Regions from separate parts of the Mus musculus genome. Here regions 2, 3, 4 and 5 are each linked to region 1. Evidence: chromatin loops called from intact Hi-C (ENCODE). Cell type or tissue: heart. All regions are shown on one strand.

Region 1 (5,000 bases):
TGTTACAGCTGGAAGGGGACAGGAGGACCAGCTTCCATCCCGCGGTAGAAGTTGGAAATAGAGAGACATGGCCCGCAGAAGTCTGTCCCTGAAACAGAACGGGGGTGGTGGGGACTCCAGAGTCTAGAGGTCTGAAGATAGAGTCAAACACTCCTGACTGTGAATCACAGGAAGGCTGACTCAGTACCCAGCAACCAAGAAAGACTGAGAGACCTTTCCTTGGACTGCCCTGGACCTCCAAGGATTGTGCAAACAGAGAAGAAAGATCAATCACTCACTTCAGTTAAAGAAAGGTCTGCCCAGTCCTATCAGGAATACACACCTGCCCCTCCCCTTTAATAAAGAAAAGCCCCGAACTGGGGCCCCGAGCCAGGAGCTTGTTCAAGGCTCCTCTGCTGCAGCCATGTTGGCAACCATGTTGCACCTGGCATACACCCTGTCCCCCCTTCCTTCCCACCGCTGCTACTCTGTGGTTTGCTTACATCCTTGTTCCAGACTCAAAGGACCTGGACATTGTGTCACAAGTGACCGCCCCCTCCCCTAGTATCATTTCAGTAAAGAGACCCAGACCCCGTAACCCAGGTGGAAAGGGAAGGAAAGGTGACACTTCTGTCCCATCTGACCCCAGGCTCATTGGGGTAACAGATGGTAAAGATCTTGGTTTGATAATGGCTCTGAATTAACAGCTCCCAGGCCACAGAGTGGGGGTGAGCAGTGGCAGAGACCCGGGTTACCTGGGACGCATCTCTGTGCGTGTGTTTGGTTATAGACCAGAAGACATTCCCTGGAGGGAGAGCCTTGTTCAACACACATCCACCCACCTGTGCCTCACCAGGAACAGAGGCACTCTCCCCCGGGACAGACACGAGTTCCACAATTGTGGGAACACAGGCTGAAGGAAACATGGGGCCAGGCTCTGAGAGAGATCACCCTGCCTGAGGAGCCATCTTTGCAGACAACCCAGCCAGAAGACTGAGCAGAGGGCATAGCAAGGGGGTGTCCCGCCCACCTGTCTCCCTGCGGCCCTGATCCACCCCAGCCTCATGTAAAGCAAAATGTGATTTTGTTTGTGGCTCCTTCACTGCCAGGTGGAGATGCAAACCTGAAGCTGTTTTACATAAGGAACAGGAAACCAGGGGGGCACAACAACCTGTTGCTTTAGAGGCCTCTGGGAGAGGGCAGGGCAGAGGTGTGACCACCTGTCCTATGTTCTCCCAGACAGAAACCCTGGCTCGGCAGCAGCAGCAGGGGTTGGGGCTCTCTATGAAGCTTTCCTTGAGGGTGGAAATAGGAGTTCAAGCCCGACCTAAGTGAACATGGAGACCCTAGCTCAAAACACAAGACAAACAAACATAAACATGGTTATATTAAGACAAAACAAGATAGAGAATTTTGGAGCAGGGGCCGTGGATTGTCAGGGACCTAACTCCAGGGAAGGAGGGCCCGGACCCCACAGCCTTGTGCAAGGAGTCTCTGCTAGGGTAGGAGTCTGGTGCCACCTAGCTCAGCATAGTCACATAGCAGTCACATGACCTCTGAGACCCCAATTTCTGTAGCAGCAAAATGTCTAGTTGACTTCCAAGTCCTCTCATTCCAGACTTGAGAGGTATACTGTCTCTGTGTCCCTGGCTTGGCTTCTCCGTGTCAGCTGAGACCATGGTCCTATGGCCACCCTGTCTACCCTGAGGCTCCCATCCACATGGCCAGGCCTCCCCACCTCACCTGCTTCTTTGACCCCAACATGACAAACCACAGCATAGCAGTTCTCAGATCACCCCTTCCCAAACACTCCTGGGGAGGCCTTCGCACCACTAGCATCTGGGATTTCCAGTTTCTACTCCTGACTGGAAGACAAGAAGTTGTCTCCTTGGTTCTTTCAGCTGTGCTTTCTTTCTCCAAGGGTCTCTGCCATCTTGTCTCTGAGGCTTGTAGCCACACTTAGTCCAAAGAGTGAGTGGACTCAGGGCCGAGGGGGACCTAGAACCCAGGGAGCATTAAGTAGCCCCACTAGCAAAGGGTCCCCAAGGGAGAAGACAACCCATCGCCTGCAGTGGCCAGTGTGGATGGCAGCGTGTGTGTCAGGTGTGGCGAGTCTCTCTACCAATTCCAAACCTTGAAGAAAGCTGGTGGGAGCCATTTATCGGCCATTTCAGAGTTTGTTTGGGACTTTTGTTTTGCAGCAACGCCCCTTGATCAGTTTCCTGAGAACCGAGATTACAGGCCGGAGCCACCATACCCAGTCCTGTTTCAGGATTTTACCAGAGGTCGGCAGAAGGAAGTATTATAAGCTCGGCTACATTAAAGCCACTCCACCCACGCTCAAACCACCGCCAATCAATTCTGTATGAGCCGCTGCCGGGTCAGGCTCCCTGGGTGTTGATTTCCTGCTCCGGAGTATCAGTGAGTCATCAGCCGCCTCCTCTCCACTTTAACTGTTGCTCTGAGACCTGAGAGTCTGCAGAAGGGAGGTCACATGGCATCTTTATTTAGTAGCCGGTTCTCAACTGGCAGGAGGGGAAGGACAGCCAGACACTTCCTAGAAACAGCTCTCTCTCAATTTCCGGAGCCCACAGGAGCTGGGAAGCTCGATGGTGTCTTAAAGTCCTGGAGTCCATGTCAGGCCGCTGACGTTCAAGACTTGGGGTTCTGACTAAAGAATGGGCTGGGGCTGCTATGCAAATAGCTGGAAACAGACTTCCTGTGATTAGGGCTGTGTATCATGCGGCCACCAGATGGCGCCCAACACCTCAAACTGTCAACACCATTGGGCCAGGCTGAAGCCCTGTTAATCTGTCACAGATTAATGCTGAAGTGTTATGCCCCCAGGTGTGAGGCAGAAGGGTGACCAAATGTTGCAGAATTATCCTGGATTGATTTAGACCAAGTTCATGTGAATGTCACAAAAAAACACATTAATAACAACTTCCACGGGGGACTTTTACTTATATGTAAAACACAGGTCTGGCTAGTATAGGTCTCCCTCACAGCCTCCTAGCCCAGCATCTGAGCATCACACACCACATCTGAGAGGACAAAGGACAGCAAGGCCCTCACCTCAAGAATTTACAAGCACCTCTTGGGAAGACATCACACACCTATAATCTCTGCACTTGGGAGACTGAGGCAGGAGGATCACCACAAGTTCAAGGAGAGCCAAAGCTACAACTGTGACCCTGTTTCAAAAACCAAGCAAGGAGGTCCACAGATGTCATCTGTACCTATAAATCATGAATTGTAATTCCTACCCACATGGAGCCTCTTGGAACTGGAGTCCTGTGCACAAATATTGTTGAATTAAATAATTAATAATTAAGTCGCAGATACGGGTTTGCTATCTACCTCAATGGCTTGTGTTCCCAAATGAAACACACACACATGTCTTAATCAGCACAATAGCTGGGCTACTGCCTAACCTCCACTACTGATAGAATCTACCTTCCACCGATAATTCCGAGTTACAGCTTACTAAATTCTGTGTTCTACCTTGGCTGCTCTGGACTCAGAGGGCTGCCCAACTGGGCCGTGCTCTCCCGGCTCCTTCACGTGGCGGCCATGCCTCTCTGTCTTGCACTCTTCTCAGGCATGGTGTCTCCCTTCTCCACACTCTTCTAGCATGGCAGATCTTCCCTCTCTTCTTGTTCTCAGTCCCAGGCCTGGGAAATCCTAAAAGTCCTAGTTCAGTCTGCCACGTCCTGCCCAGCCATTGGCTGCCAGCATCTTTATTTACCAATCAGAACCAACTAGGGGCAGGGTTCCTCAGTGTCTTACCTGTGGACATGCAGACTCTCTCAAGCAAGCAATTTTGGGGACCCAAATTAGCATTATAATACAAGCAGTATAGCCAAACCCACTACATTTCTCACATTTCAATTAAAAAGGCTCTTTTCTCTCAGATATAAATTGAACACGATTACAACAATTATGCAAATTATAAGGTTGATATCCACTTATAATACCCAGTCCATCATCTTTGTCAATTTAAATTAATTATTCTATCATCTATCCGAACTTAAAGGTACAGGTACAATTCTGACCTGAATTCTGTTTGATTTTAACCACCTGAAAGCCATCCTTTCAAGTCTAGAACATCTTCTTTAATGTTAGATAGCTTAAGTTCAATTATGAGACTATAACTAGTCTTCAGTCCAGTCAGAGATCTGAGAATGAATTAGATATTACCTGAATATGTAGGAAGCACAAAGACATAGACTCCGAAACTCATACAGTTTGCAAAGACTGCCTAGACAGTGCCCAATAATCTCATAGCATTGGAGCATCAGTCCTCAGCCTTCTGGCCCAGAACCATCTGACAAACCTTAAGTGAAGCAGGAATTAAGAAAGAGTAGCTTAAAAAAAAAGAAAGAAAAAAAGAAAGAACAGCTTACCCTGTCTTGGTAGCGCTTAACAATCGACTACTCCACATTCAATTGGTCCTTTTTTTGGACAGCATTTGTCTGCAGAATGAATTAAAGTATTTCTTATCCAGTGGCTCGCTTGCCATAATTGAAGCAACTCCAATCGGAGGTAATGAAGCTCAATATCTTCTTTGACGTGTGATGGAGGTACTGTCGGGAGCAGACATGTCTTGTGGTCAAAATTTCTGTTAATAATGGAGTGGTTTTAAATTCTGTATCTCTGATGCTTTTGAAGACTATCTAGAGTGTACACACATACACACACACACACACATATACATACATACATAGATACATACATACATACATACACACACACATATAGTACTATATATCTGTAGTATATCTATAGTGCACCCCCATGTAATTTCAGGGTTCAGTTTGTGGAGGGAAAGCACCAACATCCACCTCACTGTTGAGGCCACTGAAGAGTCCTTGTGCCTGCCCCCAGTCCCTGCTGTTTCTCGGTAACGGTAACTCCTGTGATTTGATGCTTTTTCTTGAACATCGCCATCTGTCTCTGAGTCCCAAGAGAATCTCACCTCCAGTGTGTCTAAGCCAGCTCTCAGCCACATACCAGTTCTG
Region 2 (5,000 bases), 200 kb after region 1:
AAACCCATTGAAGCTGGCAGTTCAGTGGTCGAGCCCTTGCCCAGGATGCATGAGGCCCGAGGTCAGAGGTCCTGATGCTGTGGCTTTGCTGTATGGTGACCCCAACCATAAAAATTATTTTCACTGTTACTTCGTAACTGTAATTTTGTTACTTTTATGACTCATAAAAGTGTTTTCTGATGGTCTCATAGGGCACCCATTTGACTCCCAAATGTTTGAGAACCACTGCTGTTCAGTACCCATTGTCAGACGCGGGGGGGGGGGGGGGGGCGGGGGGGGGGAAGAAACAGAAACACATCAGCTAAGGGAAGCAAAGTTTTAATCATGGAACTTCTGTCCTTTTTAAGACAGTCATGGCAGCCCTGCCTCAGCCTAGGACCCTCAGAGTTGGGATCACAAGTATGGGTCCACATCTGGCTGCTGTGTGTTCAATTCTGAAGGAAGAGACCTTTTTAAAAAAGAAAGAAATAGGTGAGGGATGCTGCTGCAAAATCACTTTCTGGATTGTGGATCAGACGGACTTGGGATAAAGAGGAACCAGCAGGTTGGTCCTGGTCCTCTCCAACGAGACATGCATGTCTGTGGGAGTGTGTGTGTGTGCGTGTGCGTGTGCGTGTGCGTGTGTGTGTGTGTGTGTGTGTACTTGGAAGCCTAAGGTTTGGAGTTCTGGGCCTCTTCTGGGCTCTAGTACCTACAGGCTGTGCAACCTTAGACAGTTCACTGCCTCTCAGAGTAGCATAGTTGTCACCTCCAAAAGTCTAGGCTGTAGCCTCTAAGTTGAAATCCTGCCAGGTTGCAGGGGCCTGGGAATCTCCCAGAAACCACCCCAGCTCAGAGGTTTTTTTCTATAGGGCTCTTTTGTACTTTCCTTGGGCAACGAATCATAACAAATTACCATGAGCCAGATAGCAATTTATCATATTTCAGAAATGAAGAAGTCTGACGAGATCGAGGTGCCGCCAGGGCCACACTGCTTCTGAAGGTACTAGGAACACATTTGCCACAGGCTTCTCCTTGGCTAATAGATGGCCATCTTCTTGTGTCTTTGTTTTTAAAGACAGGGTCTTATGTGGCCCAGGCTGGCCTCAACTCATGATACAGCTGAGAATGGTCTTGACCCTCTGAGTACTGGGATGACAGGTGTGCCTTAAGTGGCTAGTTTATGCTGTGCTTGGGATCAACTCCACATGCTAAACAAACTAGGGCTGAGCTGCACCTTCAGCTCCACTGTGAAGATTTAGATTAGCAGTCCTCTGCATGGTTAGGCCAAATGTCAGATCAGGAGCCCACCCACTGCAGTCTTAAGTACAAACACAACACTGCTGTCTCCACATGTTATGTCTGAGGCCTACATCTAGGGCCTCAAATCTCCAGGGCCCCCAGCTTGGAGGGTAGAGAGGACCAGCCTAGGTTTGGCTGTCCTGGCACATGTGAACTGCAGCCCTTGGCCTGAGTGTCTACCTAGCCTATTGGGCGTGTGGCACTGGTTTTAATCCCTCTTGTTTATACCACCCTTTCTTACTTAGTGGGGCTGCACCAGTTACAGATCACCTGCAGCCCACCAGGGTCAAAGACCCTGTCATTGCTCTGTTTACAGCTTGAGCTGGGAAAGGGGGTTTTCTCTATTTTATACACCATATCTGAGGCTCAACAAGATTCCGATGTGGTCACACAGCTAGTGGGTGCCTATAATTAGCTGCTTTTTGTGTTTCTGTGACCAAAAAGCAACTTCAGGAAGGAAAGGTTTCTCTTGGTTTGCCTTTGACTGTGCTGACCATTGTAGTGGGGAAAGCAGGCAGCGGGAATGTGGGGCAGCTGGTTACATTGCATCTGAAGTCAGGAAGCAGGAGTGGTGACTTCTGGCGCGCCACTCTTAATTTAGTCCAGGATCCAGTCTGTGGAATGCCACCACCCACATTTAGGGCATGTCTTTCCACCTGAGTTATCTCCACCTAGAGTCTTCCTCACAAATGTGCTCAGAAGCAAGTTGATCCATCGCACACGCAGTGCTGGAGGTGAGGTTGAGCCCAGGTTGTGATTGTCTGCTTTGGGTTTGTGTGGATTATGGCGTTGTGTCTTACACTATCAGCCGACTGTCCAACCAGGAGCTGTCTCCTTAAGGAAGAGCCCTGGTACACAATTCACGTGTTGCCAGAACTCTAGTGAGGTTACTCCAGTGGGAAGTAGGATGCGTGAGGAAGGCATCTCACAGTGGAGTAAGGTGATATTGACAGAGGTCACTGAAGGGAGGGACAGTTCCATTGAGTTCCAAGTGACCAAAAGGACAAGGGATGGATAGATACTGTATAGTTAAGGGGGGGGGATAGGTGAGATCAAGCAAGGTTGGGCACAGAGACATGGTTAGATACAGTGTCATGGACTGCAGGGCTCTGTTGGCAGTGACAAGAAGATCATTTTTTTACCAGGTTACAGACACCTTCATGGACATGAATACCGATGTCAGTGTGGTAGCAGATGGGATAAGACCATTAGGAAGTTGATGTGGTAGCATACGTGGTTATTGGACAGAGGATCCCTTTTTGAAGAGAGGTAATAGATGGTCGGGATCCGAATGGAGGTGGTGGGAACCTGTGGCCAGCCCAAGGCCCTAGTGCTAGCATGCCGGGCCAGGAAGATGCTCTGCTGCCACCTTGTGGCCAAAGAGAGCTGTGGAACATACAGGCCATACCTGAAGATCTAATGCCTCATCCTTGGGAAGCCAGGTGCATGTAAACTTTGGTCTCCAGGCAAAAACTGGTCCTTTGTAGAATGGCAGCTGCCATTTGTTGTGGATTATGTGTCAGTCATTGTGATTATCAGTGCATCAGTAGCAAGCACTGGAGACCAACTGGAAGCCTGTGGGAGTTGTCCTTCTCCTCTGCTAAGGTGTATCTCATCCCTGTTCACGAGGTCCTTTCTGCCTAGAGACTTCTCTGTTCCTGTGCCTCTGCAGGGGGCTGAGGCCCAGAATGGCCAATGAATCAGTTGTTCATCCTGACCTAGAATGGATACTCAGGACTTGAGAGATTCATCACTAATCCTTCAGAAACTTCCAAAGAGCCATACACACAGCCCCCGTGAGACAGTTGCAGCCTGGCACTTGAGAATCAGCTGCCCAAAGAGGGGCTGGTTCTGTGGGTTCTGGTTTTCCTGAACAGGTCTGAGGGGGATGGTTCTGTGGGGCCCTGGTCCTGAACAGGTCCAGCACAGCTTTCAATGCCAGCCTTACTGCTCTTTGTAGGTGATGGCTGTTGGAGGAACAGAGCGTGGTTGTCAAGAGCGTTCAGGGCGGGTGTATGACTGTATTACACGACTAGCACCCGTCCCACACAGCTGTTCTCACACTGCTAAAGCCACCCATTGGGCACCTTGTCCTCAGACACTGGCTTCTTAGCTACTGTCCTGTTCTTGGATTTTCATTGGGAGTGCATGGGGCTGTGATGGGCAGTCCTAGTCTTTTGTGGAAGAATAGATACCTCCCATGTGTGGGATAGACAGGATAGGTAGATGAAGGCAGGGAACTGTTTTAGGGTTTCTGTTGCTGTAATAAACATCATGACATTAACAACCTGGAAAGGAGACGTCTTACTTTGCTTACACTTCCACATCACAATCAATCATTGAAGGACGTCAGGGCAGAAACTGAAGCAGGGCATTTGGTACTTACTGGTCTGCTCCGTGTGGCTTTCTCAGCCCACTTTTTTTTTTTTTTTTAAATTCTCTCATACATTCTTACCTTAGTTTCTACATGCTCCACACCTTCCAGTCCCTCCCCTCTTTTCCCCTCTCATCCAGATCCACTCAAAAACCAGAGTAGACCTCCCAGGGCTATCAACCGAACAACAGCATAACAAGTTACAACAAGACCAGGCACAAACCCTCACATCAAGGCTGGATGAGGCAACCCAGTAGGAGCAAAGGGGGCTCAAGAGTAGGCAAGTGCAGCCAGAGACAGCCGCCCCCGCTCCCACCTCCCACACTGGGAGTCCCACAACCATAGCATGCCGAGGACCTAGCTCAGGCATGTGCAGGCTCTGTGAGCCCCTGTGAGCCCTGCTCAGTTGATTCTGTGGGCGTGTTCTTGTGACAGTCTGGACCCCAGTGTCAGCCCACTCTTACAGTTCTCAGGACTGTCTGCCCAGGGGTGAATCAAGACAACCTCCCCCCCACCCCCGGGCCCCCTGACCTGGCAGTTTTGTGTTTATTTATGTGTTTATTTATTTTTAAAAAGATTTATTTATTTATTATATGTAAGTACACTGTAGCTGTCCTCAGGTACTCCAGAAGAGGACATCAGATTTCGTTATGGATGGTTGTGAGCCACCATGTGGTTGCTGGGATTTGAACTCTGTACCTTCGGAAGAGTAGTTGGCGTTCTTATCCACTGAGCCATCTCACCAGCCCCTGTGTTTATTTTTTAAGTTTACTTTTATGTGCATTGTGCTTTGCCTGTGTGTGTGTGAGGGTGTCAGGTCTTGGAGTTACAGACCATTGTAAGCTACTGCATGGATAGTGGGAGTAGAACCCTAGTTCTCTGGAGGAACATTTAGTGCGTTTAACTGCTGAGCCACCTCTCTAGCTCCAGCTTGGCAGTGTTAAGGTGTAGCTCAAGAAAGCTGGCTAACTTACGTTAGAAATTGTAAGTCAGGAGTGATGGGCTTTTGTCTGTCCCTGGGCCTTCCTGAGGTCCTGGGAAAGGCTCCTCTGTGGAACTGCCTATTACCCCTGTTACAAGGAACAGGGAGGCAGCTACCCTCTCCACTCTTAATTACTAGTCCCACGAGAGAGAGCAGAGAGAGAGAGCAGAAGGCCAGAGAGATCCAGCCCAGGGCTTGAAAGTTTCCGGCTCTCTTTTCTCAGAGCACCTTGATTGGAGAGGCCCTGCCTTCCCAGGCATTCCCCCAGCCCCAGCCCCAGCCCCAGCCCCACCCCCACCCCCAGCCCCCGCCCCCTCAGGAATTTGCTGCTTTTTCTGTCTGCCTGTTCTCACTGAGACCAGG
Region 3 (5,000 bases), 94 kb after region 1:
TGGGGAAAGCATGAGGGTGAGAAGACAGATCTACCACTAGCTCTGTATCCTGAAGAGAACCATCCCTTCTCCACGAGTCTCTAAGCATCAAATGCTAACGACCACAGAAGAGATTTAAGATCCAATTTGATAACCTCTGACCCTGTCATCCCCTGACTCACAATTACCTATCACTTCCCAAAATATCATTGCATTCATTTATTCATCAGTGTGTGGAATTCCAGGTTAGAGCCCACATGTAGAGCTTAGAGAACAATCTTCAGGAGTCCTTTGTTTTAACATGTGGGTCCCAGGAATCAGACTCAGGTCACCAGGCTCGGCCGCAAGCACCTTCACCTGCTGAGCCATCTTACCAGCCCACCCATAACTTTCCACGTGTATACTGTAGTATACAAGTCGCCCACTGAAACATGAGGTCTGCAGTCTGTCCCCTGACCTTGAAGAGCTGCAGTCAATTAGGAAGAAAAGATGTTCATAAATGAGGAGAATACTGTGGGGCTGAAACCGGGGTCAAGACCCCATCTCTTTTCTTTTGGAAATCACCAGTGAGCCCAGCCAGTGGCTACGGAAAGGTGACAGCAGAAACCCACCACAGTGTGGAGTTAAGTCCTGCTTACCCTGGAAAGGAAAGATCCCAGGGCACTCTGCCTTCTGAATCCAGGAGACATAATGCCATTTATTTCAGATTCCTCTAGAAAAGGGGTCAGAGTAGTCTGGGTTCGGGAAACCCAAGCTCAAAATGGGAATCAGAGGAAGACCTAAGCCTCAGCAGCAGCAAGCATCAGGACTGTATAAGTGGGAGTCTACTTGGAAGGACAGGATGGAAACACCACAGTACCCTGTCTCTCAGCCACTCATGAAGTGTGCAGCTTCGTTCATCAGATCTGGGATTTGCTATCCGGCCACCAGCATAAAGCAACCAACTAACTAATGATGGATTGGAACCTTTAACACCGTATGCCAAAATACACCTTTCCTCTAAAAACTGAGACAACAGTTTCAGAATGATCAGAATTCCTCCGTGTCTGTGGTCACAATGCCCCTGTCTTTTCACCTGCAGGGCCTCTAAGTAATGTTCCTCTCTCCTTAGTGTGGAAAGGAGGTTCAGTCCCTCCCCTGGGCACCCAGGAAGCCTAGGACGCACCGCACCTCCCAGCTGATCTCCAGGGCTGGTTGCTACGGAATTTCCATGCTTGGCATACTTGATACTTAAAATCCTGGTTCCCAAGGGACCCAGCACCACAGCAACCACACCAGAAAACTGGGCCAGCCTGAGGGACTGGGGGAAAGAGTACGGGAGACAGTGCAGAGCTGAACATGTCCTTGACAGCTGTCTAGCCCAGGTCTGGGTGGATCCTGGAGCCTTGCACTGGCAAGTGATAGAGTTCCATGCAGGGTCCCCAAAACCTGAGACAGAGATCCTGCCTGTCATCACTCAGGAGATCTCAGCCTGGCCCCAAACACTCATTCTCACACCAGGTACCAAGAATGAAGAGCATGTTCAGGTCCCTGTGGATGGTAAAAATTCACATTCACATCCTCAGCAATGGGTTTGGGTTCAAATAAGTTTTGGAGAGCCCAAGGATATACTCACCGGTCATGGGCACACATATGTGCTTGCATGTATATTACAGCCTCTCTCTCACACACACAAACATACACACACATATGCATACACACACACATGCATACACATATATACACACATAAATATATACATACACACATGCAAACACACATATATACTTACTTTTGTGCACACATACACTTTTGTCTTTCACCACCACCACCAAATTTTTGTTCTGAGATCCTGGTTGTTAGTGTAGAATCTTAGCTGAGACTGGTGGCACATACCTGTAACACAGCACTCTAGAAACAGAGGCAAAAAGATCTCAAGTCCAGCCGGGCAGTGGTGGCGCACACCTTTAATCCCAGCACTTGGGAGGCAGAGGCAGGCGGATTTCTGAGTTTGAGGCCAGCCTGGTCTACAAAGTGAGTTCCAGGACATCCAGGGAAACTCTGTCTTGAAAAACAAACAAACAACAAACAAAAAAATCTCAAGTTCAAGGCCAGCCTGTGCTGTAGCTAACCTGTAGGTACAAAGTAAAACCCTGTCCCCAAAAAGAAAGGAAGGGAGCAGGTTCCTCAGACAATGATTGGGCCACGATAGTGGAGCACTTCTAAACACAAGTATTGTCTCTATAAAATGGATCCCAGGAGCCCCCAAGCTAGTGGCTACTGTCAGGACATGTACAGAGGATTCCAAGAGGCTCTGTGCCACAAGACTTTCCCATGAGGCTGAGAGCCAATAGACAGATATGGTTCCAGAGCATATTGGGTGAGAACAAGAAACTCACCAGGCCCTGCCCTAGGGAGCCTACCAGTAGGCTAGGGGCAGTTCCGAGTTAAGGTCTATTCCCTGGCTCCCTGGGCTGTAGAAACTGCCTTCTCTAACAGGAGTCGTGGTATCTGTGCTCCACACTCCTAGCTGTGGCTTGCCAGGCCCTGTAAGGATTTGTGCAAGGAAGTCAGGGAGAGATTTATTCTCAGAGGGACCCTTACTCACTTCCTCTGGGAATGGGCTGCAGATAGACTCACCAGCAGGAGCTTTGGCCAAGTGAGTCACTTCAGAAGGCCATTGTGGACACAGCAGTAAGTCAGAGACCCAAGGCTGGTCTGTCACTGGCTGTTTCAAGTCCAACCCCAGTCTTACTGGCACAGATCATTTCTCTTTGGCTCTCTGCTTCCCTCATGTGGCTATGTTAGGAATCACAACGGCAGCTAGAGGGCGCCCAAGGCCAACAACGCAGCCCTTTTCAAAACAGCAAAAACCCCTTCCTTGCCTGCAGTTAGCACCTGCATCTCCTTGGCTCATATCCCAACATCCTCCTGAAGGCCTAGCCCCACCGTGAAATCTCGAAGCAGAGCAGACCCCCCCCCGCCCCCCACACAGCGTGAGTTACATCCTGAGTATGAGAGAGGCCTCCAGGCTGGCAGACCCTCCTCCCTTCCCTCCTTTTCCCTCTGCTCCCCACCCAGTCTTTGCCAGCAAGCAGGAAGGAAGTTGCTCATAGTGGGGAGGGTGGGGCACTTCCAGCTCACACTGAACAACTTAGGGTTGGGCTAGAAGTAGTCAGAGCCTTCTGCTCCCACCTCCCACCATCCTCCTTACACACTAGAGCCCTTCCACCCTGAACCTGGGGCCTTCTTTTCCTGAAATAGACGCCCCAAGATCACATGGATCACTCCCCTCTCAGACTTGCACAAACATCTGGGGTCTGAGCTAAAATGCAAGATTGGAGTCTAGGGGGTGGTGCAAGAAGTACAGGAGGCACCAGAGACCCAAGGAAGGGGCCCATACTCACCCATAAAAGCTATCACTCTGTCTACCAGCATCAATGATGATGGAGATCTGGGTTAATCTTCCCGCTATCACTGCCACCAACAGGGATGGAGGAGCTGGGCTCCTACCCAGCTCATCAGGAAAGCCTCATCCAACTGAGGCCCTACAACTTAAATCTGGGAGTTCCTTTCAAGGAGCTACAGCCCTAAAACCTACAAAATTTTCAGATATTACTCTTTAAAGTGCAGTTATTAAATAAATACAATAGAATTGCCCATATAAGCAGCCGGTCACTAAGATGTCAAGCATTAGGGTTCCACAGGGCTGCAGGCAAATGGCAGACACACAAGCTCTGATGGCCAGGAAGAAAGGGACAAACCACATCCTAGGGAGGGGAGAATCAGGTTCTGCCTCTGACTTTTGGGGATGTTTTTTCTTTTCCTCCATTTTTCTTTTCCTTGGTATGTTCTGCCCCAAACAGAGAACATCTACTCCACATCTACTCTTGTAGCTGAACAGCGCTCCCTCTTAAACCTGTGCCTTCACCCAGCCATCTTACCCTTGCCTTGGCTTCCAAAACACATCCCTGGGTGCCCGACAGCTACACACATTTGCAACAAAACTGAAATTGGAAACACTTATTCTGCAGGGGTTGGCTAAACCCAGCAGGGATCCCAAGCAACAGAAGGGACTCTTCACACAGAGCAAGCTGCCTAGAGTCCACAACCTGAGGGCCGGAGAGATGGCTCAGTGGTTTAAAGTGCTTGTTACAGAGAACCCAGGATCAGTTCTCAGCACCTACATAGTAGCTTGCAACCAGATCCAGATGACCCAAGGCCCTCTTCTGGCCTTCCTCGAGGTATTGCACATATGTGGTGCACAAACATATATGTGCCAACACTCTTACACATGAAATATAAACAAACAAACAAATAAAACCTACAATTCCAAGGAAACAGATGTTGTGCTACGGAAGGCAGAAGTCCCCTGGGGCTGTATAATGGTCAGAATTTCTAGGAAGCAGACACCAGGGCATTGGAAGTTTCAGAGAATTACTGCAATGCCTGAGAGGCCAGGAAAAGAAGCAACAGAGGTAGAGGAAGAATCTAGAACAAGATACAAGTCTGACATATAGGAAAGTCAGAGCAGCTGAGAAGGCCTCAGACATCATGAGTTCAGAGCAGCTCAGCCTGCACACCAGGGAACCCAGAATGAATCCACAGACCTTCCCAGGCTTCTGTCCAAAGCCTCTGGGAACAGAGCCTTGGACTGAACACCAGGCACATGCCACAGAACACATCTAGATGTCAGCCACCTTCCCTGCAGCAAAAGGTAGCTCTCTGAGAGGCAGATGGGATGCCATCTCAAGGCTATGGCTGGCCCAGGAAGAGTAGGAAGATTTTCTCTGGTCTGAGAGGAAAAGCAAGGATGAGGGATAATATAAACAGAGGCCTGAAGGCACAAAAGCCTGAAACTGTTTGAGAAAGCCAGAGTATCCTGGGAGCAGTGAGCTGGGAGACTGGACAGGCCAGTGTGTCAGACTGGCCTTGGCCCTCTGTAGCTTTATCTAAAGGTTTCAAGTAAAGACAAAGTATGAGACCGACCTTGAGAAGAACCTAGCAGTGGTGAGAACCAGATGGTGGGGAGACCCAGGGGT
Region 4 (5,000 bases), 53 kb after region 1:
GCTTCAGATTGTCCACAAGAGCTGACTATGATTTGCCTCGTGCTCTGGCAGGGGTATGATCTTGCCAGCTGCAGATAATTTCTGTGATTGTGTGACACTTGAATTCTGTCTGGGGACTTTTGAGAGAGTATGAAATGCTATGGACCCAAGGGGCAAGGTTGGTTGTTGGTCATTGTTGGTCATAGTTTGTTAAGTAGTTGTGTGCAAAGCAAAAGAAATTAGATATCCTGACAACAGAGATCAAACTTGTCTCGAGAAACTTGAATGCCCTAATCAGCAGGAAGTAGTCACCTCCTTTCCCCTCCATCCTTTTTCCTCTATCTAGTGTTAGGTAGGCTAAAGGATAGAAAAAAGGGATGGAAGGGGTGTAAGAAAAAGGAACCCACAAAGTATCAAAAAAAACCAAGTTATATAAGTAGTATAAAGGGGCGTTTAGAGAGGAGGGAGACAAGGCCATGAGGGCAGGAATCAACTGAAATAAGAGCTGCATGGAAAAGCAATGTGGAGGTCGGTGGGATGGGTCAACAGGAAAGGGTGCTTCCTGCTCTTCCAGAGGAACACAGTTTGGTTCCCGGCACCTGAGCCATGACTGTCAACTATAGCTCTATGGGATCTGCTGACACATAAATAAAACACAGAAGGGTCAAAGACACCAGGAGGACACAGACCACAGAGTCAGCTAAGCAGGAACCATAGTGTCTCACTGAGTCTGCCTGGGACTGTGCTAGGCCCTCTGCATATATATCATGGTGGTGTAGCTCAGTGTTCTCGGAGGACTCCTAACAGTGGAGTAGGAATGTCTCTAACTATTTCTCGTGCTCCTCAGACCCTCTTCCTCTTTCTGGGTTGCCTTGTCCAGCCTTGATATGAGTCTTAGCATAACCTGTTATACCGTGTTCAGTTGATAACCCTGGGAGGCCTGCTCTTTTCTGAAGGGAAACAGAGGAGAAGTGAATCTGGGGGAGAGGGGAAGGAATGGGGAGGAGTGGGAAGAGGGGAAACTGTGATTGAAATATATTATAATGTATGAAAGAATAATAATAAAGAATAATTAAAAATTAAAAATGTATTATAGAAACCTATTAGTTAAGCAGAAAAAGGCACTTACAGCCAAGCCTGCTCGCCTAAGTTCAGTTCCTGGGATCCAGCTGGTAGGAGAGAACTGACTTCTACAAGTTAGCCTCTGATCACACATCACTATGGTACACACACACACAGAGTATAACTTTTTTTAAGAGAAGAGTTTGCCAGGAGGTACCATACATGTGTAGACAACGCTGTTCTCAGAAGCCATACCTTATTTTTCTTTAACATTTATTTTGTTTTTACTTTATGTATCTATTTAAGTGCTTGCATGTATGTCTGTGTAGCACATGCATGCCTGGGGCCTACAGAAGTCAGAAGAGGTCATCAGACCACCTGGAAGTGGAGTTACAGATTGTTGTGAGCAGCCTGATGTGTGCGTGTATGTGCGTGTGTACATATATGTACTTAATAGACAGATGGATAATTGACAAGGTGTGACATGTCAGGTAGAGAGGGACCAAGTGAGAAGCAGAGCCACTCCACTGCTGCCTGCCACTCAGCCTCAACCTGGAAATCCTAAGTCTCTTCCTTTTATCTCTTCCAGTATCACCAGGCTCTGGTCCAGGTGAGACGTCCCTCCCTTCTTCCTGACTGGGTGCTGGGAGAGTCTCTAGGCTGCTCTACCATGCTTATCTTCAAAGTTAGCATACTCATCTCAAAGGGACAGAGGAGGAGAGGGATCTTGAGGACCAGTCTGGGCAGCCTCTGGCAGCACTGTCACCTATAAGCCAGCCTTATAGCAAAACTCACCGCTGCCTTTGCCTGGCACATGCAGGCATCATCTCTGCAGGGTGTGTTCACAAGTCCAACAACACAAGTGCACACAAACCTGCACACATAAGCAAGGGGAATCGTCACTATCCTCAAGATATATGCTTGACTTACTTCCAACAGAATGAGCCACCTTGCAACCTCCATCTTCTCAGCAGCTCCTCTGTGGCCAACAGTCACAAGGGACCAAGGTAATCAAGGTAAGATCACCTGGAGCTAGACACAGGTATGTGCTGGTCACAGTGGGGAAGCCAGACCCATGTGAGACCCAACTATACAAGGTCAACCTAAAGCCAATGAGGGGTAGGGAAGCTGAACTCTGACCAAAGAGAACCCAGGTGGGTGTGATGCCGGACTTGTGAACTATTTGAGAGGGACAAGTGTGTGGTTTTACCATGTAGGGCTGACTTAGGACCAGTGCCCAGGAAGTAAATCAGCATGATTGTGAAGGGTTGCACTCAGGGTACAAGTAGCCTATCAGACTCAAAGTAGCCCACATGGCTTGGTTGTCCCAAATCCAGGACCATATTGTCTGGCTCCAGGAAACACTCTCCATCTTTTATGTACATGGGTACATGGGTATATGAGAAGGCATGTGCCCGCACATGTGTGCGCGCACACACACACAAACACACACACAGAAAAGGGGAAGGATATCTGGTCACCCCTGTAGGCCTGGACATAGAGAGGCCAGGATCCCTGTACAGAGGCTCTGGCACTGCCACTTAAGTACGTTTAGAACATAAACATGAGATACAGCAGGTGATGGCTGAAGCTAACCAGCACCCTGGAGTCTCCTCAGGATAATTATTTATTATTCATAGTCATCAGCATCTTCATTAATTATTCATATGATCCTTAATTATTATCCTTAACAATAAGAGCAGTAAATAGCAGAAAAGTCCTTGAGGTGCCTAAGGCCCAGGGCCGGTGCCTCCGGGCAGTTAGACCAGCTAATGCCCCCAGGGCAGTGGGGGGACCACAGACCCCCATCCACTGCCCAGCTCTGTCCTGCCCCTCCCAGTGGGGCCCAGGGTATTGCAGGAGGAGATGCTGGTCCCAAGGGTGGGGATGGAGGTGCTTCTGCACAGGTCTCCCCTCCAAACCAGGGTCTCCAAGGAGAGCGGTCAGGTAATGCCCTGAACCCAGGGTGAGCCACATGTCCACAGTGGGCAGCATCACTAACTGCCTGGATCTGAGCCATGTCTGTGCAGGGGCTGGGAGGTAAGGGCCCCCAGCTGGCCGGGCAGGGAGAGGCGTCGAGTGGGGCCATCTTGGGGGAGCTCTGGGGCTCCTGCAGGAAGCTCCTCAAACGCCACGAACTGGGAAACCTGCAAAGACCACAGAGCTTGAGAAGGCACTCAAACGTGGGGGAGGAGGAAGGGGCGGAGACCGGAGGTCAGAAACGTGGGGGAGGAGGAAGGGGCGGAGACTGGAGGTCAGAGAGGCTTAGGTGGGCAGAGTGGGGACCTGAGGGGACAAGAAGGCTGCAACTTCTGTAAAGAAATGCACCTTTGTGGCAGGAGCCAAATGAAAGGGCTGAGAGCCACTCACAGCCACCCTGACAGAGGACCTTGCTCTGGACCCGGAGAAGCTGGATTCCAAGCTCTAGCCTCTCCCTTCCCTAGGGAATGTGCCAGGGCAGCGGGAGCAAAGCCTACATGGAATAAGAAGTCCCTGCTTTGGGAAGGCAGCTAAGACAGAGAGAGACAAGGTGCCTCCTTGCAATTTTCCAAAGAACCCTGGGGCCCTGGAAACAACAGTGGGCCAGCGGCCAGGTCTCTGAGGCCAGGGAGAGCGCTAGGGCGGGCAGGAGGGATTTGTGGGTGCTGACGTGTCTACTGGTGAGATCCCTGCGGGGGAGGCTGTGAAGGGAGACTGGCACATTTGCTGACGTGGGCCCTGGTGTCTGCAAACAGGAGCAAGCAGCATATGGGACAGGGAGCAGAGCTGGGGGTGGGAGTAGATCCCAAGCCACCTCTGGGTGCCATAGGAGCCCCCACCCCCACCCCCTTCAAGCACCTATCAAAGCTAGAGCTGGCAGAAAAGACCCAGCTACAGCTGTCCTTCAGGAGGTTACTCAAAGAGAAGAGATGTGGATCAGGGAGGTCCTATCTCAGAGCCTTGATCTTGGCACCCTGGACATGCCAGCAGCCTTCAGGAGGCTATAGCACTGCTAGAGTAAGAGCCAAGATGAGAGGCGGCAAAGTCAGAGGGGGATAACCACAGCAGGGACCACTCTCAGGCAGCATCCAGACCCAAGGCCCAGGCTCAGACATCATGTTTACATCTGGCCCTTAGGTTGCCTGGCAGGAGCAGGTAGAAGAGGATGGGGGTGAGGAAGCCACATTTCACACCCAGCAGCTGTGCAGTCGTTGGGGCAGAGAGGGTGCGGCTGGAGGCTGGGAGTGGGCTCTAGAATGTACCTGAGAAAGCGAGTCCAGGGTGAGAGTGGGGACAGGGCCGACAGGCAACAAAGGGGATGCGGAAGTGGGGCCGGGCCCAGGGGTGGTCACAGCACTGTAGGCAGGAGGGACCAGGGTCATTTGCCTCTGTAGCAGCTGTAGGACAGTGGCCATGTCTGCACTTAGCCGGGTTTCCAGCCTGGGGCAAGGAAGGAAGATTTCTCAGAAGTGGAGATAGCTGGTTCACTCTAGGCTCCCTCCTCATGCAGCTGAGGAAGGAGAGGGTCCACCTGCCTGGCACAGACAGTCCTAGACAGAGCACCCCTGAAACATCAGCAGAAACCCAAAGAGGCCCCAAGTTCCCCCACAGTGCAGCCTACCCCGTGCCCATTCCCTGGGCACCCATCTTTACCTGTTCAGCTGTCTCTGGAGTGCGTCCAGCCTGCTCTCCACATCACCCCGGGATCGCCGACCAGGGCTAGACAAGGGGATGTTGAGGAGGCTGGGGGCAGGGGCAGGGCATCGAGGCAACTCCTGGTACTGGCGCCCCCGACTGTCCCCCCAGAAGCTGAAAATATTGGACACCCCAGAGAAGGCACCTGGAGCCAGAGAGGAGTGGGGTCAGGAAGAAAGTCAGGCCCCTGCCAGTCCCTACCCATCCCCCATACTGCCCATCCCCCACACTCACTCACTCCCACCCCCACCCCAAGGCCCAGGCCTACCTGACAAGGGATTACA
Region 5 (5,000 bases), 63 kb after region 1:
CAAGTAGCCATAGAACTGACTTCCCCAAACCGAGGTACTCCAGTTCCCAGAATGCTAGCCAGCAGGGGGACATACCAGCTGACAGTACCCAAAATACATGAACTTGGGTCATCATGCAGGAAGGCCCAATATTGTTTCCACCACAAGACAGTCTAGATCCTCAGATTGCACAATGCAACTCTCACCATACAATCTTGCCCCACGGCCCCAAAAGCCTCTCTCTCTCTCTCTCTCTCTCTCTCTCTCTCTCTCACACACACACACACACACACACACACACACACACACACACACACACCATCTCAGTCTAGAATATGTTCCAAGGACTGCAGTTCCCAGCTGGGCAGTGAGCCCAGAGTTCCAACACATAAAATAGTCCTTGCCACTCCCTCACTTCAGACCACTTGTCCAGGGACGCCAGCCACCATTCTCAGGCCCCTTTGCCTCCCTAAGGGGAGAAACCCTCTCCCTGCTGCTATTCTTTCTCAGGCTTCTCTCCACCTTAACCCAGATTAGCCTCCCATGCTCTTACAAAGGGACACAAGGGACAGAGTCCAACCCAGGCACCTCAAAAATACAGAGGGATATACCCAGGATGGCTCAGAGATGCACTCTTGGCCTACACGGAACCCCATTTTCAGATGGGGGACACAAGCCCCTCAGCATCCAGGCAAAGGCAGCCCACCATAGGGACCAGGGGCAACAGCACAGCCAGCAATCTTGCTCTCAAACCTGCCTGGGGAGAACTAGCTTTCCCGGGTGTCAGAAGGCCCCCTGCCCACCCACCCTGAGAATTCTCTGGCAGACCTCTGAGTCAGCTAGAATCCCTTCCTCAGCCCCTCTAGCCTTGACCATTCCATGCCTGCAGCAAGACCCGAAGCCTTCCCCAACCCCAGAGTTTTTAGCCCTGTCCCAGAAGTCCTGAGTCCCAGGCTCCATAACCACAGGTCTCTGGGCTCAGTGAAGTCCTAAAGAGTCTCGTTCACGTTCAAGTGGGAATCCCTTGAGCCTGTCTGCATAGGTGGTGCTGTTTAGAGACCATCTTAGGGAAAGGAGCTGGTAAGAAAGATGGATCTTAAGGACCCCCCCCCCAGAATAGACACAGAGACTTCCAAGAAAAGAGATGGGGTGTGGATGAGTACCAGGCCCTGGTCGGAGGAGGATCCTAGGTCTACCCTGCCTTCAGACTGAGGGCTTCTTAATTAAAACACAGGGCTAATACACGAGGTTAGTGACCTTTCAAGCCATCAAAAAAGAGCAGGCTAGGACCCCACAGACAAGGGGCAACAGGGGGGTGGCTGTTACTCCATAGGACCCATCTCTGTGCCTGAGCACAGGCCTGAGGAGCTATACTGGACCACCACAGACAGCAGTGACCCTTTCCACCAAGTCTGCCCACAGCCCCAGTGCACATTTGCATTCAAATATCCAGCAAGTCTGGGATACAAGGCCCAAACCTGCTAATTCAATCTACCCAAGGGCCAGTCCTATCTCTGAAACCACTGACTTACCGCATGGCTCTAGGCCAGGTCTATAATCCCCTGTGATTTGCTGTTTTACAGAAGACTGACTCAACCTTGAATCTTCACCTTGGAAGGGAAAACTCTCACCTGTGTCTGTTCCCCCACTGGGAGGAGCAAACAGAGGGAGTCAGGGACAGTGATGTTGGCAGGGGTGGGATTCTCAGAATCACCCAGAGCTACCTCCAGGTTCTAAAGCAGGAGAGCCAGTGGGGTAGAGAGGCAACCACCAGCTGATGGGACAGGGGTCCAGGATGCCCTAAAGAGGTGACCCAATGCTTCATTTCAGTCTGCCCTCATTGCCCATTGAGCAGCTCTGATCCCTTCTCCCCTGAGACCCACAAGAGTAATCCAAGCCTCCACTGCTGACCACAGTGTCAGAGTGAGGGAGCCCCAGCACCTCTGTGTCAGGTCTAGCTGCTGCCTACTGGTTCCTGACTCTCTCCATCTCCCCATCATCCTCTCTGGACACCTAACTGCTTCCTAGCATTTCTTTCTTCACCTTCTAAACTAGAAGACTGTGGGCCATAGGAGCCATAGCAAAGGGGTTGCCAAGGCAAGGGAAACCCCGGGAACCTAGCCAGCAGCCAGGAGGAGAGCAATGAGGAGCTCAGCGGTGGGCCACACCGAAGAACTCCCAACCTGTCCTGCTTCTCAGAAGCCCTCTCCCCAACTGCAGCCAGAGCCCTCTGGGCCATACTCCCACCTGCCTCAGTGTCCCAACCCAAGAAAAGAATAGGGTGCTGAGGGAATCACCTACCTCCTGGGCCACCAGGCTGGAGATGCGCACTGCCCGCCTCACCCGGCCTTTCTGGGCCCTGGGCTGCAGAGCCCCTGTCCTGCTCTCCTTCCCGGCTGGAATCGCCATGGAGGACTTAGCTCCCCCAAGCCTGATTGGCCTAAGGCCCCAGGGCCCGGCCAGGGCCTCACTTGTGCCCCAGCAGCAGTCCCAGCCCAGGCTGCCAGCCCAAGGCTGGCCGACTGGCAGCCAGAACTGCCTCTGGCATGAAGCCAGAATGGCTGGGGCTGGGCCCTGGGGCTGGGGTCACCTAGGCAGTGAGTATGGACAGCTGCCTGCTTGGCTCTTGCTGCACATGGCCCCTTGGTGTGGGCCCCCCACTACCAGGGTGCTGTGCTCTGCCCGCCTGCCGCCAGCCCAGCACCCGCGGTGGGAACCGCAGCTCCTCTGCTGGCCAGCCCCTCCTCCTGCCAGGTTCCCACCCCGACTCCACCACTCTGCCTCCCCTCCCCCCGCCCAGCCCGTGCCCGCCCTCTGCCCCGTGCCTGGCCAGCGGGCCCCCTCCCTTGCAGCCCGCTCTAGGTTCCTGCTGCAGCCGCTCCCGCAGCCCTAGCCCCTCCCCCTCCACCCGGCAGCCTGGCCTGTCACCGCAGATTAATGGTCTCCCCAACACCCCCGCCCCGCCAGTCCAGTGCCGAGCCAGCCACAGTCAGGCAGAGACACCCAGAGATGGAGAGACGCCAGGTGACTGGCAGGGGCACCTCAGGCAGTCCACAGACGGACAGGCAGAGACTCACACAACGAAGGCATACGCACTTTGGGTCCAGGAACTGGGCAGATGCCAGACACCCAGGTGGGAAGAGCTAGGTAGGACCCAGAGAGGGAGAAGCGTGAACCAGATAAAGGCTCCAGGGTGACCGTCATGTTCTGGAGGCAATGCAAAGGGGCAGCTGGAACCCAGAAAGCCAGAGGCACGGGAGTATGGCCAGAAGGCAAGCCAAGGGAGCCCAGAGCTGGGCAGCTCCCTCACAGGGCAGCAGCGATGGGGGCAGCTAAGAACAACAGGCCCCTCTTCTCCAGGGATTCTCCCTGCTAAGACCTCACCACTGCCAACATGGACAGCAGCTATGGCTGCGTAGGCAGTGGTCTTGTGAGCCACCTCACTGCTAGGAGGGACAGAGGGACCAGAGGAGCCCTCAAAACAGGCTACAGAAGTCAAACGCTGCTATTCTTCTCTGACCCTTGATAGCTTTATACCCACTAGCAGTGCTCCCCACCCACAAAAGAAGGCAGCCACTCTCCACACTAGGTGAACACAGCAGACACCCCAGCCCATCTGATACACCACTCTGGCCTACAGGACTCAAGCCCAGCCTGACCTTGACTTATGTGTCCTTTCTAACTGAAGCCCACTCCTGTTGCCCCAGCGAGCTCTTGGATGCATCTTCCTCGTCCCTCTAGCTGCCTTCTCTCACCCATCACAGCCTTCACAGTGTCTCTGTCAAGTATCTCATCTTTACCTTGTACCCTGTCTATTGGTCACCCACACCTGCCCATCCTAAAAGCCTCGTCCCTCCCTCTCCAGCAGCCTCTGTCTCTCTACAGGCCTTCTCATCTCAAACTCCGTTCTTGTAGCCCAACGCTGGGTGTTTTCCCCAGCCACCCCCACAGCTTCCCTCTCTGACTAGCCTTCCAACCCCCAACTTTGCCCCTCCTCCCCAGGTCCAACTTCCTCTCAGGTGAGCAGAGAGCACCTTGAACACCTACCTGGGTGACCTTCTCGGTGACATTGTGGGTCCGCTCTTTTATCTTGGGTGCTATAATCTCCCGGTCACTGGTGGGTGAAGCCAGGAAAGGGTCGCCTTTGAGGTCCACAAAGTTGAGAGTGATTTGGGGTATCTTGCTAATGGTTCGGTAGCGTACAAGGTCAGAGTCTGAGGTGGAGTTAAGCAGGCCACTGCGCAGGGGGTGCATGGCCCCTGGGATGGAGACACAAAGCTTGGTCAGGTGGATGGGCCAGAGGATGACAGGAAGCCAGGCCACTTGACAAAAATACTACGATGACAAGGACCAAGGGGGTCGGATAACAAGAATGAGGTAGCTCAGAAGGCCATGGAAATAAGCAAGACCTCTCTGGGTTTTAAGGAAACATGTCACTTGAGAAAAAGACAGGAGAAAGGAATAAAAGAGATCAGATAGATTTAGGAACCTCTAAATCTCTCTTGTCTCTTTCCAGTTCCATGGCTATCCCTGTTCTAGGATATCCTGGGACAGCTAGCCCAGTGGGCCAGCAAGGACTCTGTGAGTAGAAGAATGTAAAGGGATAAATGGACATTTAATAGAGTAAAAGGCCACTTAATGAGATTAAATAAGTACTTAATGGGATTTCCATCTCCCAGACTCCCAGGCACCTAAGAGGTAAGAGGGAGAGAGGAAATGAGGGGCCTGGGACGGTGCAGGCTTGGCAGACAGGCAGGAAGCAAGGGGCTGGAGTAGGGATTGCAGGCCTGCACCCTTACCTGTGCTTGCATGGCGGGGCGGAGGGGGCAGCGCTCCAGCCCGCATTGCCTCAATGTCATCCGCGGATGATGCGCGGCGCACGCTAGCGCAGCTCTCACGGGAGCGTGTCCGGGCCAGGCTGCAGCTGGAACCTGAGGCATCAGGGTTAAGGCTCTGAGCTCGTGGCGATGGGTGAGGGCCTCGGATGCTGGCTACTGGTGAAGCAGACCCCGGGCCCACCA

The links. Hi-C counts contacts between places; a loop is a spot of excess contacts. Peaks named below come from ENCODE experiments on the same cell type or tissue, not always from the same donor. Only the 100,000 strongest peaks of a DNase experiment are listed, where the experiment ranks them.
Region 2: it touches region 1 in a loop (6-fold over the local background); 11 of 42 quality-filtered maps call a loop at or near these places.
Region 3: it touches region 1 in a loop (6-fold over the local background); 30 of 42 quality-filtered maps call a loop at or near these places.
Region 4: it touches region 1 in a loop (2.3-fold over the local background); 3 of 42 quality-filtered maps call a loop at or near these places.
Region 5: it touches region 1 in a loop (3-fold over the local background); 4 of 42 quality-filtered maps call a loop at or near these places.

Annotation. Positions count from the first base shown.
Region 1 is chr5:24,264,099-24,269,098 of GRCm38, forward strand. No RefSeq gene overlaps it. Among named protein-coding and RNA genes, the nearest start is that of Gm33476, 35 kb to the right of the region's middle. In heart, CTCF peaks have their summits at 1,543 and 2,723 (motif pointing right); a DNase peak (open chromatin) is centred at 2,513; H3K4me3 peaks cover 772 bases; H3K27ac peaks cover 1,470 bases.
Region 2 is chr5:24,468,154-24,473,153 of GRCm38, forward strand. The region is part of intron 1 of Agap3 (ArfGAP with GTPase domain, ankyrin repeat and PH domain 3); the gene reads left to right. Among named protein-coding and RNA genes, the nearest start is that of Agap3, 18 kb to the left of the region's middle. In heart, no CTCF peak of the experiment used is centred here; DNase peaks (open chromatin) are centred at 2,648 and 3,971; H3K4me3 peaks cover 448 bases; H3K27ac peaks cover 438 bases.
Region 3 is chr5:24,358,258-24,363,257 of GRCm38, forward strand. No RefSeq gene overlaps it. Among named protein-coding and RNA genes, the nearest start is that of Nos3, 4.1 kb to the right of the region's middle. In heart, no CTCF peak of the experiment used is centred here; DNase peaks (open chromatin) are centred at 2,774 and 3,054; H3K27ac peaks cover 711 bases.
Region 4 is chr5:24,316,962-24,321,961 of GRCm38, forward strand. It overlaps Kcnh2 (potassium voltage-gated channel, subfamily H (eag-related), member 2), which reads right to left. Exons shown (of 15, transcript NM_013569.2): 12 at 4,985-5,000; 13 at 4,675-4,861; 14 at 4,284-4,461; 15 at 2,628-3,188. The coding sequence ends at 3,039. It overlaps Gm15589 (a long non-coding RNA gene), which reads left to right. Exons shown (of 4, transcript XR_003955875.1): 2 at 1,981-2,057. Among named protein-coding and RNA genes, the nearest start is that of Gm15589, 8.1 kb to the left of the region's middle. In heart, no CTCF peak of the experiment used is centred here; a DNase peak (open chromatin) is centred at 3,030; H3K4me3 peaks cover 935 bases; H3K27ac peaks cover 2,154 bases.
Region 5 is chr5:24,326,885-24,331,884 of GRCm38, forward strand. It overlaps Kcnh2 (potassium voltage-gated channel, subfamily H (eag-related), member 2), which reads right to left. Exons shown (of 15, transcript NM_013569.2): 4 at 4,779-5,000; 5 at 4,027-4,238. All of the region lies in intron 2 of Gm15589 (a long non-coding RNA gene), which reads left to right. Among named protein-coding and RNA genes, the nearest start is that of Gm15589, 18 kb to the left of the region's middle. In heart, a CTCF peak has its summit at 74 (motif pointing right); DNase peaks (open chromatin) are centred at 267 and 2,927; H3K4me3 peaks cover 1,757 bases; H3K27ac peaks cover 4,921 bases.